2 separate regions of the Homo sapiens genome follow, and region 1 is linked to region 2. Evidence: read pairs that join two places in POLR2A ChIA-PET (ENCODE). Cell type or tissue: PC-9. All regions are shown on one strand.

Region 1 (8,000 bases), 670 kb before region 2:
CCGCCCCCTGGGCTCAAGTGATCCTCCCACCTCAACCTCCTGAGTAGCTGGGACCACAGGTGCGCACCACTATGCCCGGCTATTTTTTTGTATTTTTGGTACAGATGGTGTCTTGCCATGTTGCCCAGGCTGGTCTCGAACTCCTGAGTTTGAGCAGTCTGCCTGCCTCAGCCTCCCAAAGTGCTGGGGTTACAGGCATGAGCCACCATGCCCAGCTTCTGACAGCACTTTGTAGGCTCCAAAGTACTTATGTTTCTATTATGTCATTTGATATTTACAACAGTCTTTTGAATCCAGGATTGTGTCCCTTTTTTTTTTTTTTTTTTTTTGAGATGGAGTTTTGCTGTTGTTGCCCAGACTGCAGTACAGTGGTGTGACCTTGGCTCACTGCAACCTCCACCTTCTGTTTTCAAGCGATTCTCCTGCCTCAGTCTCCCGAGTAGCTGAGATTACAGGTGCTCACCACCACGCCCAGCTAATTTTTGTATTTTTAGTAGATATGGGGTTTCACTACGTTGGCCAGGCTGGTCTCGAACTCCTGAACTTGTGATCTGCCCACCTTGGCCTCTCCAAGTGCTGGGATTACAGGCATGAGACACTGCGCCCGGCCTGTGTCCCTTTTTTAGCTAGGAAACAGGATGAGAAGGCAATGGTTTACCAGAGATTACACAGTGAGGCTATGGCAGAGCTGGGCTTAGAATGCAGGTTTAGATGTATTTTTTTTCCTACCTGTCTCTGTGGCTACCTTTCCCTGTTCCCCAGGTCTTCAAAGACACAGCTCCTCTCTTCCACCCCCAGGACTTGCCGGAGCAGCCTTACTTGCAGCCTCCACTCAGCATCTTGGTGATTGAGCGCCGGGCCTTTGGCCACACAGTCCTTGTGGGTTCCCACATTGTCCCCCACATGCTGCGATTCACATTTCGGGGTCATGAGGATCCTCCTGAGGAGGAAGGAGAGATGGAGGAGACAGGGGATATGATGCCCAAGGGACCTCAAGGTTAGGAACCTTCTCCTTCAGGGACACCAGACAGAAGCCCCTCTGATTCCTGGTGGACGTGGCTCCAGAGGGCCCTCCGATGGGGTGTGGAATCTGACTTCTACTTACCCACTCTCCTCATGCTGCCATTTTCCCCCTCCCAGGACAGAAGTCCCTGGATCCCTTCTTGGCTGAAGCGGGTATATCCAGACAGCTCCTGAAGGTGATGGGGTAGAGGAGATAGATGGTGAAGGGGCTGGCAGTACTTGGGATGGTGCTGGGTTAGAGGGACAAAGTCTGCTCTTCCTCAGCCTCCTCTGAAGAAGCTCCCACTAGGAGGCCTCCTAAATCAAGGCCCTGGGCTGGAGGAAGACATCCCAGATCCAGAGGAGCTCGACTGGGGGTCCAAGTACTATGCGTCGCTGCAGGAGCTCCAGGGGCAGGTGGGGGCAGAGAAGGGTCCCAGGGAGGGGGCTGGGGTGTAAATGGTAAAAAGAATGATATCTTAGCTAGGCATGGCGGCGCGCACCTGTAGTCCCAGCTACTCAGGAGGCTGACGCAGGAGAATCACTTGAACCCAGAGGCAGAGGCTCCTGTGAGCTGAGATCATGCCATTGCACAACAGCCTGGGTGACAGTGAGACTCCGTCTCAAAAAACAAACAAAAAACAAGAATGATCTCATTGAAGGTGGAGCTCTACAGTTTTTCAGAGCTCTTCATTATAGTCCTCTTTTCTTCACAATTCTAGAAGCTGGGGATTATTAACTCCATTATCTAGAGCTGTGTTGTCCAAAAGACATAACACGAGCCACATACGTAATTTTAACTTTTGTAGTAGCCACATTAAAGTAGAAGGGGCCAGGCGCGGTGGCTCACGCCTGTAATCCCAGCGCTTTGGGAGGCCAAGGCGGGTGGATCACGAGGTCAGGAGATTGAGACCATCCTGGCTAACATGGTGAAACCCCGTCTCTACTAAAAATACAAAAAATATTAGCGGGGCATGGTGGCGGGTGCCTGTAGTCCCACCTACTCAGGAGGCTGAGGCAGGAGAATGGTGTGAACCTGGGAGGCGGACCTTGCAGTGAGCCGAGATTGCGCCACTGCACTCCAGCCTGGGCGACAGAACGAGACTCCCTCTCAAAAAAAAAAAAAAAAAAAAAAGTAAAACGAAACAGGTGAAATTAATTTTAGTAATATATTCAAAATACCATTTCAAGGCTGGGCACAGTGGCTCATGCCTGTAATCCCAGCACTTTGGGAGGCTGAGGCAGGCAGATCACTTGAGGTCAGGAGTTCGAGACCAGCCTGGCCAACATGGCGAAACCCCGTCTCTACTAAAAATACAAAAATTAGCCGGGCGTGGTGCTGGGCACCTGTTAATCCCAGCTATTCTGGAGGCTGAGGCAGGAGAATCGCTTGAACCTGGGAGGTGGAGGTTACAGTGAGCCGAGACTGTGCTCCAGCCTGGGTGACAGAGTGAAACTCTGTCTCTCAAAAAAAAAAAAAAAAAAAAAAAAAACTTCAACAAGTAATCATAAAATTTCTGAGATATTTTACATTCTTGTTTTTTGTACTAAGTATTTAAAAATCCGGTTTTTATTTTATACTTATCGCACATCTTTTTCTTTCTTTTCTTTTTATTTTTAGAGATGGGGTCTTTATCTGTTATCCAGACTGGTCTCAAACTCCTGGGTTCAAGTGATCTTCCCACCTCAGCCTCCCCAGTAGCTAGGACCATAAGTACATACCACTACACTCAGCTAATTACAAACTTTTTTTTTCCTGGGTGTGGTGTTTCATGCCGGTAATCCCAGCACTTTGGGAGTCTGAGGTGGGAGGATCACTCGAAGCCAGGAGTTTGAGAACAGTCTGGGGAACATGGTGAGACACCATCTCTACTAAAAATGAAAACAAGTAGCTGTGCATGGTGGTACACGCCGGTGGCCCCAGCGACTCAAGAGGTTGAGGTGGGAGGATCACTTGAGCCTCGGAGGTTGAGGCTACAGTGAGCCATGTTCACACCAATACACTCCAACCTGGGCTACACAGCAAGAGTCTGTCTCAAAAATAAATAAATAAAAATTAAAAAGCATTTATTTCATAGAGACAGGTTCTCACTGTGTTGTTCAGCCTGATCTCGAACTCCTGGCCTCAAGTAGTCACCTCAGTCTCCCAAAGTGTTGGGATTCCAGGCATGAGCCACCAAGCCTGGCCACTTACAGCACATTGCAATTCAGACTAGCCACGTTTTGACTGCTCAGTAGCCACGTGTGGCTGGTGGTGACTGCCCTAGACAGGGCAGGCTGGATGATAAATTGGAGCTTTAAAAATGCAAGTGGCATACACAGTGGGAACTTGAGTGAAGGTTTCCCAACTCTCCTGGAAAAGGGGGTAGACTAAGGGGTTGAAGGGGATGGGGAAGAATCTCTGGATCTGCTCTTTAATTTCAGCACAACTTTGATGAAGATGAAATGGATGATCCTGGAGATTCAGGTAACAGATTGGGCTTTTTGCTCTGGTTCCATCTGCCCATCCCCTACCCACCCAGATATTTCTGACTGGGGCATTTTTGCTGTTTCCAGATGGGGTCAACCTCATTTCTATGGTTGGGGAGATCCAAGACCAGGGTGAGGCTGAAGTCAAAGGCACTGTGTCCCCAAAAAAAGCAGTTGCCACCCTGAAGGTGACTGGGTACTGGGAAGAGGAAAGTCTCCTTTGGATTCTGGACATCGGGCTGTTGCTGAAGTCCTTGCCTTTTAGATCTACAACAGGTCCCTGAAGGAAGAATTTAACCACTTTGAAGACTGGCTGAATGTGTTTCCTCTGTACCGAGGGCAAGGGGGCCAGGATGGAGGTGGAGAAGAGGAAGGATCTGGACACCTTGTGGGCAAGTTCAAGGTACATTTGGGGAAGGAAAGCGGAACCAGGGAGCCCAGGTGGGGATTCAGGAGGACAATTATCTTACCAGAGCTTTTTCTGTCTCCCCCCAACTCAGGGCTCCTTCCTCATTTACCCTGAATCAGAGGCAGTGTTGTTCTCTGAGCCCCAGATCTCCCGGGGGATCCCACAGAACCGGCCCATCAAGCTCCTGGTCAGAGTGTATGTTGTAAAGGTGAGTCTCCATAGCCCTGGCACGCCTCCAACTATAGCTAAGGTAATGTACACAAAACCTACAGAAGGAAGGCTTTGGGAGGAACCTCGTGATCACAGAGTTCAAGTTCTTCATTTTTCAGGTGAGAAATTGAATCCACAAATTTAGGAGATCCCCTAGGGTTATAAAGCATGTTCATGGCAGAACCAGAATTGGGAGTTGGTCTCCTGACCCCTGTTTGTAGTTCTAGTCCTGTAGAATGGCACGTATAATTCTAGGATGAGAACAGGGCTGAATCTCAGGCTTCAGAAGGCTTGTTACCAAATACCTTTGTCCAACTTTGTCCATTGGTGCAGTTTTCATACTGAGTTCAGCAGGGCCTTGAAGTATTCTTAAAGATATCTCGGAGCCGGTTGTGGTGGCTCACGCCTGTAATCCCAGCACTTTGGGAGGCCGAGGCGGGTGGATCACGAGGTCAAGAGATCGAGACCATTCTGGCCAACCAACATGGTGAAACCCCATCTCTACTAAAAATACAAAAATTAGCTGAGCATAGTGGCTCATGCTTGTAGTCCCAGCTACTCGGGAGGCTGAGGCAGGAGAATCACTTGAACCCAGGAGGCGGAGGTTGCAGTAAGCCAAGATTGCGCCACCACGCTCCAGCCTGGGTGACGGAGCGAGACTCCGTCTCCAAAAAAAAAAAACAAAAAAGAAAGTGAGTGGCAAAGGGATGGAACGAAAGGGGGAAAGGGGTCAGGGTTGCGAGAATGAGGACAAAAATGACACTTCTCAAAGTAGATCTTTTTGTATACCTCTGACTCTTAGAACTGTAGCAGTGTTTCACATGCCCCTACAATAGACAGAAAATTAAAAGCAATCACAGTGTTGAGGAAACCTAACATGGAATACAAACACTAACAAATGACCCTCACTGTATTACAAATGAACAATATAACCACACTGAAGGAAGTGAAGAACAAAACCAAGTAACTCTGGAAAACAGTAATTTGACAGGGCTCTATAAAACTCTAGATGGGCCTGGTGCAGTGGCTCACACCTGTAATCCCAGCACTTTGGGAGGCCAAGACAGGAGGATCACTTTAGCCCAGGAGGTCAAGACCAGCCTGGGCAACAAAGTGAGACTCCATCTCTACAAAAGATTAAAAAACTAGCTGGATGTGGCTGGGTGTGGTGGCTCATGCCTGTAATGCCAGCACTTCAGGAGGCTGAGGCAGGTGGATTGCCTAAATTGGGTGGATCGCCTGAGGGTCAGGAGTTTGAGACCAGCCTGGCTAACAGGGTGAACCCCGTCTCTACTAAAAATACAAAAATTAGCTGGGCATGGTGGCACGTGCCTGTAGTCCCAGCTGTTTTGGAGGCTGAGGCAGGAGCATTGTTTGAAGCTGGGAGGAGGAGGTTGCAGTGAGCCAAGCTTGTGCCACTGCACTCCAGCTTGGATGACAGGGAGAGAGCTTGTCACAAAAAACAAAAACAAAACAAAAAACCAACTAAACTAAAGATAAAGAGAGCTGAACATAAATGCTGTCATCTAGTTAGAAGTATGTGTTAGCAATTCTGAAACTATATTATGTGTATACTGGTATACATGAATAAGTAAACTATATTGTAGATAATGAGAACCAGGTTTCTTACTGTTGGAGAAAGAAGTTACAGATAAGGAAAGGGGATTAAATGAATGCTGTGGTATTAGATCAGAAACAGAAGTATCTGTATAAACTCATGTTTTTAAATATACACAGATGGAAAGATACAGAAATATAGATATGTGTATATATATGTGGATTATGTTATTCATGTTTGCTATCTCCGTTTGCTGAGAAGGCCTAGAATCAACAACATCCTAGTAGCAGTGAGCAAACCAGGTGCCCAGATTTTGGTTTCTAAAAACCATTATTTAATAAAAGGATTAAGGACTCCTTGGAGTTGATTCCAGGACTAGGACTGGGAAAATATAAGTCAAATCTGGAGCATCTTGTGGGGCAGGAGTAAGGAAGTGCTCAAAAAAGGATGGGGGCTTGATGAAAGAATGAACACAGGAGCCAACCTGAAGGAGCTCCTAATGGTTAAGACTTGAAAAATTGGGGCAACAGAATAAGTAATGAGGCTGGGCACAGTGGCTTTCGCCTGTAATCCCAGCACTTTGGGAGTCTGAGGCCAGGGGTCCAAGACCAGCCTGGCCAACATGGTGAAACCCTGTCTCTATTAAAAATACAAAAATTAGCTGGGTGTGGTGTCAGGCACCTGTAATCCCAGCTACTTGGGAGGCTGAGGCAGGAGAATTGCTTGAACCTGGGAGGTGGGGGTTGCAGTGAGCCAGGATTGTGCCATTGCACTCCAGCCTGGGCAACAAGAGCAAGATTCTGTCTCAACAACAACAAAAGTAATGATAGTATTGGATATTCAGACTTTCTTTTTTCTTCTTTTCTCTCTCTCTAGCTCTTTTTTTTTTTTTTTTTTGAGACGGAGTTTCGCTCTTGTTGCCCAGGTTGGAGTGCAATGGCACTGTCTTGGCTCACTGCAACCTCTGCCTCCCAGGTTCAAAGGATTCTCCTGCCTCAGCTTCCCAAGCAGCTGGGACTGCAGGCATGTGCCACCATATCCTGCTAATTTTGTATTTTTAGTAGAGACAGAGTTTCTCCATGTTGGTCAGGCTGGTCTCAAACTCCCGACCTCCGGTGATCCGCCCGCCTGGGCCTCCCAAAGTGCTGGGATTACAGGTGTGAGCCACCGTGCCCAGCCTGCCTTCTTTTTTTGTTGTTGTTTTGAGATGGAGTCTTACTCTTGTTGCCCAGGCTGGACTGCAATGGCACAATCTCAGCTCACTGCAACCTCCACCTCCTGGGTTCAAGTGATTCTCCCACCTCAGCCTCCGGAATAGCTGGGACTATAGGCACACACCACCATGCCTGGCTAATTTTAGAGATGGGGTTTCATTCACCATGTTGGCCAGGCTGGTCTCAAAGTTTTGACCTCAAATGATCCGCCTGCCTCATTACAGGCGTGAGCCACTGCACCCAGCTCTCTGTCTCCTCCTAATGCTCCCATTATACGTGTGTTGGTGTACTTAATGGTGTTCCACATTTGTTTGAGGCTCTATTTCATTTTTCTTTTTTCTCTTTTCTCTCTGTTCTTCAGCTTACATAATCGCTTTTGATCTAGCTTCAAGTTTGCCAATTCTTTCTTCTGTTCAAATCTACTATTGAGCCTCTCTAGTGAATTTTAAATTTTAGTTATTGTACTTTTCAACTCAAGAATTTTCATTTGGTTCTTTTTAAAAAAATGTATGGCTTGGCTGGGTGTGGTGGCTCATGCCTGTAATCCCAGCACTTTGGGGGGCTGAGGCGGGTGGATCATGAGGTCAGGAGACGAGACCATCCTGGCTAACACGGTGAAACCCCGTCTCTACTAAAAAAAATACAAAAAATTAGCTGGGTGTGGTGGCATGTGCCAGTAGTCCCAGCTACTTGGGAGGCTGAGGCAGGAGAATTGCTTGAACCTGGGAGGCAGAAGTTGCAGTGAGCTGAGATCACACCACTGCACTCGAGCCTGGGTGACAGAGTGAGATTCTCTCAAAAACAAAAAAAAAAATGTATATCTCTTTATTGATATTCTCTATTTGATGCAACGTTATCATCATACCTTCCTTTACTTCTCTAATCAAGCTTGCCTTCAGTTCTGTGAACATGTTTACACTGGCTACTTTGAAATACTTTCCAGTCGGCCGGGCGCAGTGGCTCACGCCTGTAATCCCAGCACTTGGGAGGCCGAGGCAGGCAGATCATGAGGTCAGGAGATCGAGACCATCCTGGCTAACATGGTGAAACCCCATCTCTACTAAAAATACAAAAAATTAGCTGGGCATGCTGGTGGGCACTGTAGTCCCAGCTACTCGGGAGGCTGAGGCGGGAGAAT
Region 2 (8,000 bases):
AGTCCCTGTCTCAAAAAATAAATAAATAAATGTTTCCCTTAGTGGTTTTTTTCCAATTTTATGATTTTTTTGAATAAGTAATACATACAAGTGGGACTACATAAAAAGATACATAATGAGAAGTGTTCTCCCCACTCCTATCTCCCAATCACCCTGCCTACTGGCAAACCACAGTTTGGGTTTTGTGATTTGTTTTTTAGAGACAGGGTCTCACTCTATTGATAGGCTGGAGTACAGAGGCACAATCATAGCTCACTGCAGCCTCCAACTCCTGGGCTCAAGCAATCCTCTTACTTCAGCCTCCTGAGTAGCTGGGACTACGGGCACATGCTACCACACCTGGCTAATTTTTTTATTTTAAAATTTTTCATAGAGGCAGAGTCTCGATATATTGTCCAGGGTGGTCTCCAAACTCCTGGCCTCAAGCAAAACTGCTTCAGCCTCTCAAAGTGCTGGGATTACAGGCGTGAGCCACCATGCCCAGGGCAAAACAGTTACCAATATTCTGTGTGACTTTCCAGAAACAATCAATATTCAGACAGGACCATTCTTTGTAGGACACAGGGCTAGGGTAATTCAACTAGTGTGGAATGACCAAAATAATTACTTTGCAAGAAGTCTGTATCATTATGATCTTTAATAAGACCCTTGAGATATCATTGAAGACCAAAATTTGAAAATTGAATGTTAAAAAACTGAATTTTACAGGAGGCTGAAGCAGGAGAATCGCTTGAATCCGGGAAATGGAGGTTGCAGCAAGCTGAGACCGTGCCATCGCACTCCAGCCTAGGCGACAAGAGTGAAACTCTGTTTAAAAAAAAAAAAAAAAAAAATTTGGCCAGGCACAGAGGCTCACACCTGTATTCCCAGCACTTTGGGAGGCCAAGGCAGGCAGATCACCTGGGGTCAGGAGTTTGAGACCAGCCTGGCCAACATGGCAAAACCCCATCTCTACTAAAAATACAAAAATTAGCCGGGCATGGTGGTGCACGCCTGTAGTCCCAGCTACTTGGGAGGCTAAGGCGGGAGGATCATTTGAACCCAGAAGGTGAAGGCTACAGCGAGCGGCGATCACACCACTGCACTCCAGCCTGGGAAACAGAGTAAGACTTTGTCTCAAAAAAAAAAAAAAAAGGATTTTAATGTTGTTCAGAAAAGAGATGAACACCTCATAGTCCCCAGTCAAGCACAGGGTAACAGGGGTAGGAAGAACTGCTCTACTTAAGGGACAGGTCTGTCAGACAAGCATATATACTACATGCATTTGTTTACATAGTCTCATTTTTTCTACACAAATGATGGCATACAATACACACTATTCTGTATCTTTTGTTAATTATTATATGCATTCAATAAAATGCACAAATCTTATGTGTAGAAATTGATCATCTTGATTTTTCAAATTTAACAATATACCTTGATATCATTCTTCACCAAGACTTAAAGAACTATTTCTCTTTTTTATTTGTTGTTGTTGTTGTTTTTGAGACAGGGTCTCACTCTGTCACTCAGGCTGGGGTGCAGTGGCACCATCACAGCTCACTACAGCCTCAACCTCCCAGACTCAAGTGATCCTCCCACCTCTGCCTCTTGAGCAGTTGGGACTACAGGCCAGAGTCACCATGTCTGGCTACCTTTTTTTTTTTTTTTTTTTTTTTGCAAAGACAGGATCCTACTATGTTGCTCAGGCTAGTCTGGAACTCCTGGCCTCAAGTGATCCTCCAATCCTCCTGCCTCAGCCTTCCTTCCAAAGTGTTGGGATTACAGGTGTGAGCCACGGTGCCAAGCTTAAAGAGCTATTTCATTATCTTTCTCAGCTGCAAAATATTCCACTATTTGTATGTACTGTAATTTATTTAACAAATAAATGCTTCAATGAATATTTTTATTTTTATGTCACTTTACTCACCTGCAAGTATATCTGTAGGATGAATTACCAGAAGTGGACCTGTTGGTTCAAGAGATGTGTGCTTTTTTTTTTTTTTTTTCCCAAGATGGAGTTTTGCTCCTGTTGCCCAGGCTGGAGTAAAATGGCGCGATCTTGGCTCACTGCAACCTCCGCCTCCTGGGTTCAGGCAATTCTTCTGCCTCAGACTCCTGAGTAGCTGGGATTACAGGCGTGCACCACCACACCTGGCTAATTTTTGCATTTTAGTAGAGATGGGGTTTCACCATGTTGGTCAGGTTGGTCTTGAACTCCTGACGTCAGGTGATCCACCTGCCCTGGCCTCCCAAAGTACTGGGATTACAGGCGTGAGCCACCGTGCCTGGCTGATGTGTGCATTTTAAATATTGATAAATATTAGGGAACAACTACTTTAAATAAGATGGTCCTGGAAGGCCTCTCTCTGGAGAGGTGATATTTGAGCCAAGACCTGAATAATGAGAGGTAGGCAATCATACTAATTCTTGGGAAGAGTATTCTGGGGAAAAGGAGCATCAAGTGAAAAGGCACTGAGACCTTTTCAAAGAAAGAAAGAAAGACAGTATGGCTAGATTTCAGTGAGCAAGAAGTTGGGTAAGAATGAGAGGTAGGCAGCAGCCAAATCACGTAGAGCCTTGTAGGCAATAGTAAGAAGTTTGAATTTTACTGTAAGTGGATCCCTGGTTTCCCTTGGCAAGTTCAGGTCCACCTCCACGCTTTTGGCCACATCATTGCCCCTGCTCAGAATATTCTCCCTCCTCCTTCAGACACCAGCACCATCTGGCTCTCCCTTAGCACCACAGACCATTGCTTCCCCTCTCCTTCCTTACTGCACAGAGCACTTATGAAGGAGGTAACTGAAACCTAGAGAGATTATTGGTCACACAATAATAAGTGGCAGAGCCAAGAATAGATGCTCAGGTCTTCTGATTTCAAGTCAGGACTCTCCCTCATAGTGTGAAGGACAGGGACTGGCAGGGAAGCCAGGCCTTTTCTTACTAACAGAGGTCACACAGAAGATTATCAGCCTTTTTCCAGTTCCTGGCTCGATGAGTCAGTAGGCTTTAACCCTCCTAGGGATGAGAGAAGCCAAACACAGGGAGCTTACTAAAGTGGGAAAGAACAGGGAGAGAGGAAGCTGGCAAACGGCCCTGAATGCCAGAGGCAGAAAAGCCATTTCCTTAACTGGCTCACTGACAAGTGCCACAGGAACTTCAGAACGTCTCCGGTTATGGCTGAATGCCAACATATACATACCCAAGCACATGTGTCCCCATATGCAAACCACATACCAACTCACCTATGTGCGCTCACTTGTATAAAATCACATATAAATATACAAACATTCTAGGCATAAAAGCTGCCCATCTGCACACATAGGCACAAACAAGGATAAATATATGCACCCAGGATTCAAACATGGACTTATCTGTATCTGCAAGTACAACCACCATATACATGTAGCCACCTATGTGCACAGTGTGCCCCTTCAGAAACTCTCTATCAAATCATTCTGTTTTGCCAGGTGCCACACATGTAATCCCACACTTTGGGAGGCTGAGGTGGGTAGATCACTTGAGGCCAGGAGTTTGAGACCGGCCTGGCCAACATGGCGAAGCCCCAACTCTACTAAAAAGACAAAAATTAGCCGGGCATGGTGGCGCATGCCTGTAAACCCAGCTACTCAGGAGGCTGTGGTGGGAGGATCACCTGAGCCCAGGAGATGGAGGTTGCAGTGAGCTGAGATTGCGCCATTGCACTCCACCCTGGGTGACAGGGCAAGACTGTCTCAAAAAAAAAAAACACATTCTGTTTTATTTTTTTCATGAAACGTTCCATTATTTGAAATTATCTCATGTATGTTAATTACTTATATATTATCTGTTTTCTTCACTGGAATATAAGCTCCATGATAGCAGAGATCTTTTTTTTTTTTTTTTTTTTTGAGATGGAGTCTCGCTCTGTCACCCAGGCTGGAGTGCAATAGTGCGATCTCGGCTCACTGCAACCTCCGCCTCCAGGGTTCAAGCAATTCTCCCTGCCTCAGCCTCCCAGGTAGTTGGGATTACAGGCACCCACCATCACACCTGGCTAATTTTTGTATTTTTAGTAGAGACGGGGTTTCAAGATGTTGGCCAGGCTGGTCTCACACCCCTGACCTCAGGTGATCCGCCTGCCTCGGCCTCCCAAAGTGCTGGGATTACAGGCGTGAGCCACTGCACCCAGCTGACAGCAGAGATCTTATTTGTTTTCTTCACTGCTACATCCCTAGCACCTCAAGTACAGCCTAGTACATAGAGAGTGCACAAGAAGAAATAAGCACAACCTATGCAAGTACAACTTATTTGAGCCCACTTCCAACCGTGAAACACACACACACACACACACCACAGTGTGCATTCCTCTCCTTGGCTATGGGCTCAAGTTATACATTATTGATATAAGCACCTTACTCATTCCAGTGTCTTCTTTCTCTGACATACACACCAGGCTGGGGCCCCTGGCTGGTTGGGAAAGGTGAGGGGCAGGGTATTGGCCTACTGCAAAATCCCAAGCCCTCTAGGATATCAGAACTCTTTTTTTTTTTTTTTTTTGAGACGGAGTCTTGCTCTGTTACCCAGGCTGGAGTGCAGTGCCGCAGTCTCGGCTCACTGCAAGCTGTGCTTCCTAGGTTCACGCCATTCTCCTGCCTCAGCCTCCCGAGTAGCTGGGACCACAGGCGCCTGCCACCACGCTCAGCTAATTTTTTGTATATTTAGTAGAGACGGGGTTTCACCGTGTTAGCCAGGATGGTCTCAATCTCTTGACCTTGTGATCCACCCGCCTCGGCCTCCCAAAGTGCTGGGATTACAGGTGTGAGCCACCGCGCCCGGCCAGGATATCAGAACTCTTAAAAGAACATCCAATTTAGTCTCTTAACTCTGAGATCCAAAGAGGCTATTAGCTATGCTTGGCATCACAGGGTGGGTTACCACAGCAGAGCAGGGACCACGACTTAAGGTCCAGGCCTCTTTCCTCTACACCAGGAGCTGCAAGCTCAAAAATTGGCAGGATCTAGGCACGGAATGTAAATAAGTGGACCACATGAAAGAAAATATATGATAAAGATAAGAAATAGTTCCCTTTCCACTTCCCTATAAGAAAACAGCAGCACATGTATAATAAACCTTAGCCTCAGTTTCAGGGGAACAATAGGGAAGGGGAAGGACAGGAAAACTGGCAAATGCATGCTCTGGCAAAAGGAGGCATCTAGTACCTAAACTTGGTTCCTGTCAGCTTTTGCTTGCTAGGAATCAGGGCTCAATGTTGTCAATTTTTTCGATTTTTCAATAGCAGCCTGGAATCTATTTTTGTCAAAACTTTTGAATTGGCCAGGCACGGTGGCTCACGCCTGTAATCCCAGCACTCTGGGAGGCTGAGGCGGGCGGATCATGAGGTCAGGAGATCGAGAGGACGGTGAAACCCCATCTCTACTAAAAATACAAAAAATTAGCCGGGGGTGGTGGCGGGCGCCTGTAGTCCCAGCTACTCGGGAGGCTGAGGCAGGAGGATGGCGTGAACCCAGGAGGTGGAGCTTGCAGTGAGCCAAGATCACACTACTGCACTGCACTCTGCACTCCAGCCTGGGCGACCGAGCGAGACTCCGTCTCAAAAAAAAAAAAAAAACTTCTGAATTTATATGTGTTGACCACTAATTTTTTTAAAGCTTTAAGGCCAGTTGCAGTGGTTCATGCCATAATACCAGCACTCTGGGAGGGCAAAGCAGGAGGACTGTTTGAGGACAGGAGTTCAAGACTGGCCTGGGCAACATGGTGAGAACTTGTCTCTACAAAAAATTTTATAATTAGCCAAGCATGGTAGCTAATGCCTATGGTCCCAGCTACTCGAGAGGCTAAAATAGGAGGATCACATAAGCCCGGGAGGTCAAGGCTGCAGTGAGCCACGTTGATGCTACTATACTCTAGCCTAGCAACAGAGACCCTGTCTCGCCCCTGCCTACCAAAAAAAAAAAAAAAAAAAAAAGGTTTAAACACTGTGAATCAAACAAAACTATTAATGAGAAATTTAGCTGGTGGGATAACATGGGGAACCCTTGGTATAAACCAAACTACTTTTCCTTCACCTGGAGGCCATATGGTTGGTGTGACAACCCATGGTACACAGTCACTAGTCCTTCTCATCTTCTTCCCCTAGGGAACCTCCTCCAAGGAGTCTTCTCCAACTACTTCATTCTCACACTCTCGAAATTTACTTTAACCCATTATTGATTCAAAATCCATTTAGAATTAGACTACCTCTCTTCACATCTATTTCTACCATCCTAGTCCAAAACTACCATTAGGTAGTTCAGATTATGTCACCCTTCTGCTCAGAATGCTCAGATCACTTCCCATTTCATTTTGAGTAAAAGTCAAAGTCCTCACAATGGCCTACATGATCTAGTCCCTCATTTCCTCTCTGTCCTCACATACAACTATTCTCTCTTCCTCTCCCTTTCCCTCTGCTCCAGCCAAACGGCCTCCCCAGTGTTTGGCAAAAGCACCAAGAACATTTAACCTCAGAGCCTTTGCCCTCTACTTGGAATGTTCTTTCCCTAGATAGCCACATGACTTATTCCCTATCTTTGAGTCGTTGCTCAAATGTTGGCTTCTCAGTAAGGTTATCTTTGATCACCACATTAAAAAAAAAAAAATACTCCCTGCGCTCCTCTCCAGCCCCAGGTTCTCTGAATTAACATTTTCCATGAAATTTTTGTTAGTTTCTCTTTTTCTCACCTACCCAAAAGCTAAAAGTTCTTTCTTCCTCCCAAAGCCCTTTATCTCACTTTCTTTGTGATCTGTTTTTCTAGCTTTTATTATATTTATTTGGGCCTTATCTTTCCCATTATACCCTGAGCTCTTGGAGGGCAGAGATCATGTCTTCTTCTCTGTCTCCTCCAAGCACAATTGGCACAATAGGTATTCGAGGGTCATGGTTGAATAATTGAAAGACTGGTAATTGACTAATGACAGGGAAGACTGGTGCTACCCCCCAACTTTTTTTTTTTTTTTTTTTTTTGAGACAATGTCTCACTATGTTGCCCAGGCTGGTCTTAAACTCTCGGGCTCAAATGATTCTCCCACCTCAGCCTCCAGAGTAGTTGGGACTACAGGCATGCACCACTGCACCCAGCTCCCCTCTTTATATGAGAACGATAGTCATTGAATTGAAGATTTTAATTCCCTAGAACTACAAGCAAGGCACAGGATAGGAAGAAACAGCTGAGGGAAAGACTGAGTTCTTTACAGAGGAATCAGATGGAGGAGAAACAGGAGGAGAAACACCCAGGTGAGAAGAGACACCAAACCTGTTATGAGAGGAGATGAGAGGAACACTGAACTGTTTATTTTGTGGAAGAGAAGATATTGAGAGATGTGATAGCAAGTCTCAAAAATCTGTATCTTCATTGTCTCCACCCCGGTCAAGCTACCTTCATCTCTTGCCTGGATGACCACAATGCCCACCTAACTGGTTTCCCACTTCACTCTTGTTCCCTTCCAGTCCACACATCACCCAGCATGATCTGTGATCTTTTTTTTTTTTTTTTTTGAGAGAGTCTCAGTCTGTCACCCAGGCTGGAATGCAGTGGTGTGATCTTGACTTACTGCAACCTCTGCCTGCCGGGTTCAAATGATTCTCCTGCCTCAGCCTCCCAAGTAGCTGGGACCACAGGTGCATGCCACCATGCCTGGCTAATTTTTGTATTTTTAGTAGAGATGAAGTTTTACCATGTTAGCCAGTCTGGTCTCGAACTCCTGACCTCAAGTGATTTGCCTGCCTTGGCTCCCAAAGTGCTGGGATTACAAGCATGAGCCACTGCACCCGGCCACAGAATGATCTATTAAAAACATAAATTGGCCAGGCATGGTGGCTCATGCCTGTAATCCCAGCATTTTGGGAAGCCAAGGTGGGAGGATTGCTTGAGCCCAAGAGTTCGAGACCAGACTGGGCAACATAGCGAAATGCTCTCTCTACTAAAAAAAAAAAAAAAAAAAAATAGCCAGGTGTGGTGGCACATGCCTATAGTTTCAGCTAC

Evidence for each region. Peaks named below come from ENCODE experiments on the same cell type or tissue, not always from the same donor. Only the 100,000 strongest peaks of a DNase experiment are listed, where the experiment ranks them.
Region 1: POLR2A ChIA-PET joins it to region 2 with 22 read pairs; 1 of 35 experiments calls an interaction of 5 or more read pairs at or near these places.

What each region holds. Positions count from the first base shown.
Region 1 is chr20:35,572,255-35,580,254 of GRCh38, reverse strand. It overlaps the pseudogene FER1L4. Among named protein-coding and RNA genes, the nearest start is that of ERGIC3, 34 kb to the right of the region's middle. RefSeq lists a silencer at 3,087-3,249. In PC-9, no CTCF peak of the experiment used is centred here; DNase peaks (open chromatin) are centred at 1,634 and 4,094; H3K4me3 peaks cover 674 bases; H3K27ac peaks cover 3,665 bases.
Region 2 is chr20:34,902,853-34,910,852 of GRCh38, reverse strand. The region is part of intron 2 of ACSS2 (acyl-CoA synthetase short chain family member 2); the gene reads right to left. Among named protein-coding and RNA genes, the nearest start is that of ACSS2, 30 kb to the right of the region's middle. In PC-9, no CTCF peak of the experiment used is centred here; a DNase peak (open chromatin) is centred at 3,082; H3K4me3 peaks cover 354 bases; H3K27ac peaks cover 5,157 bases.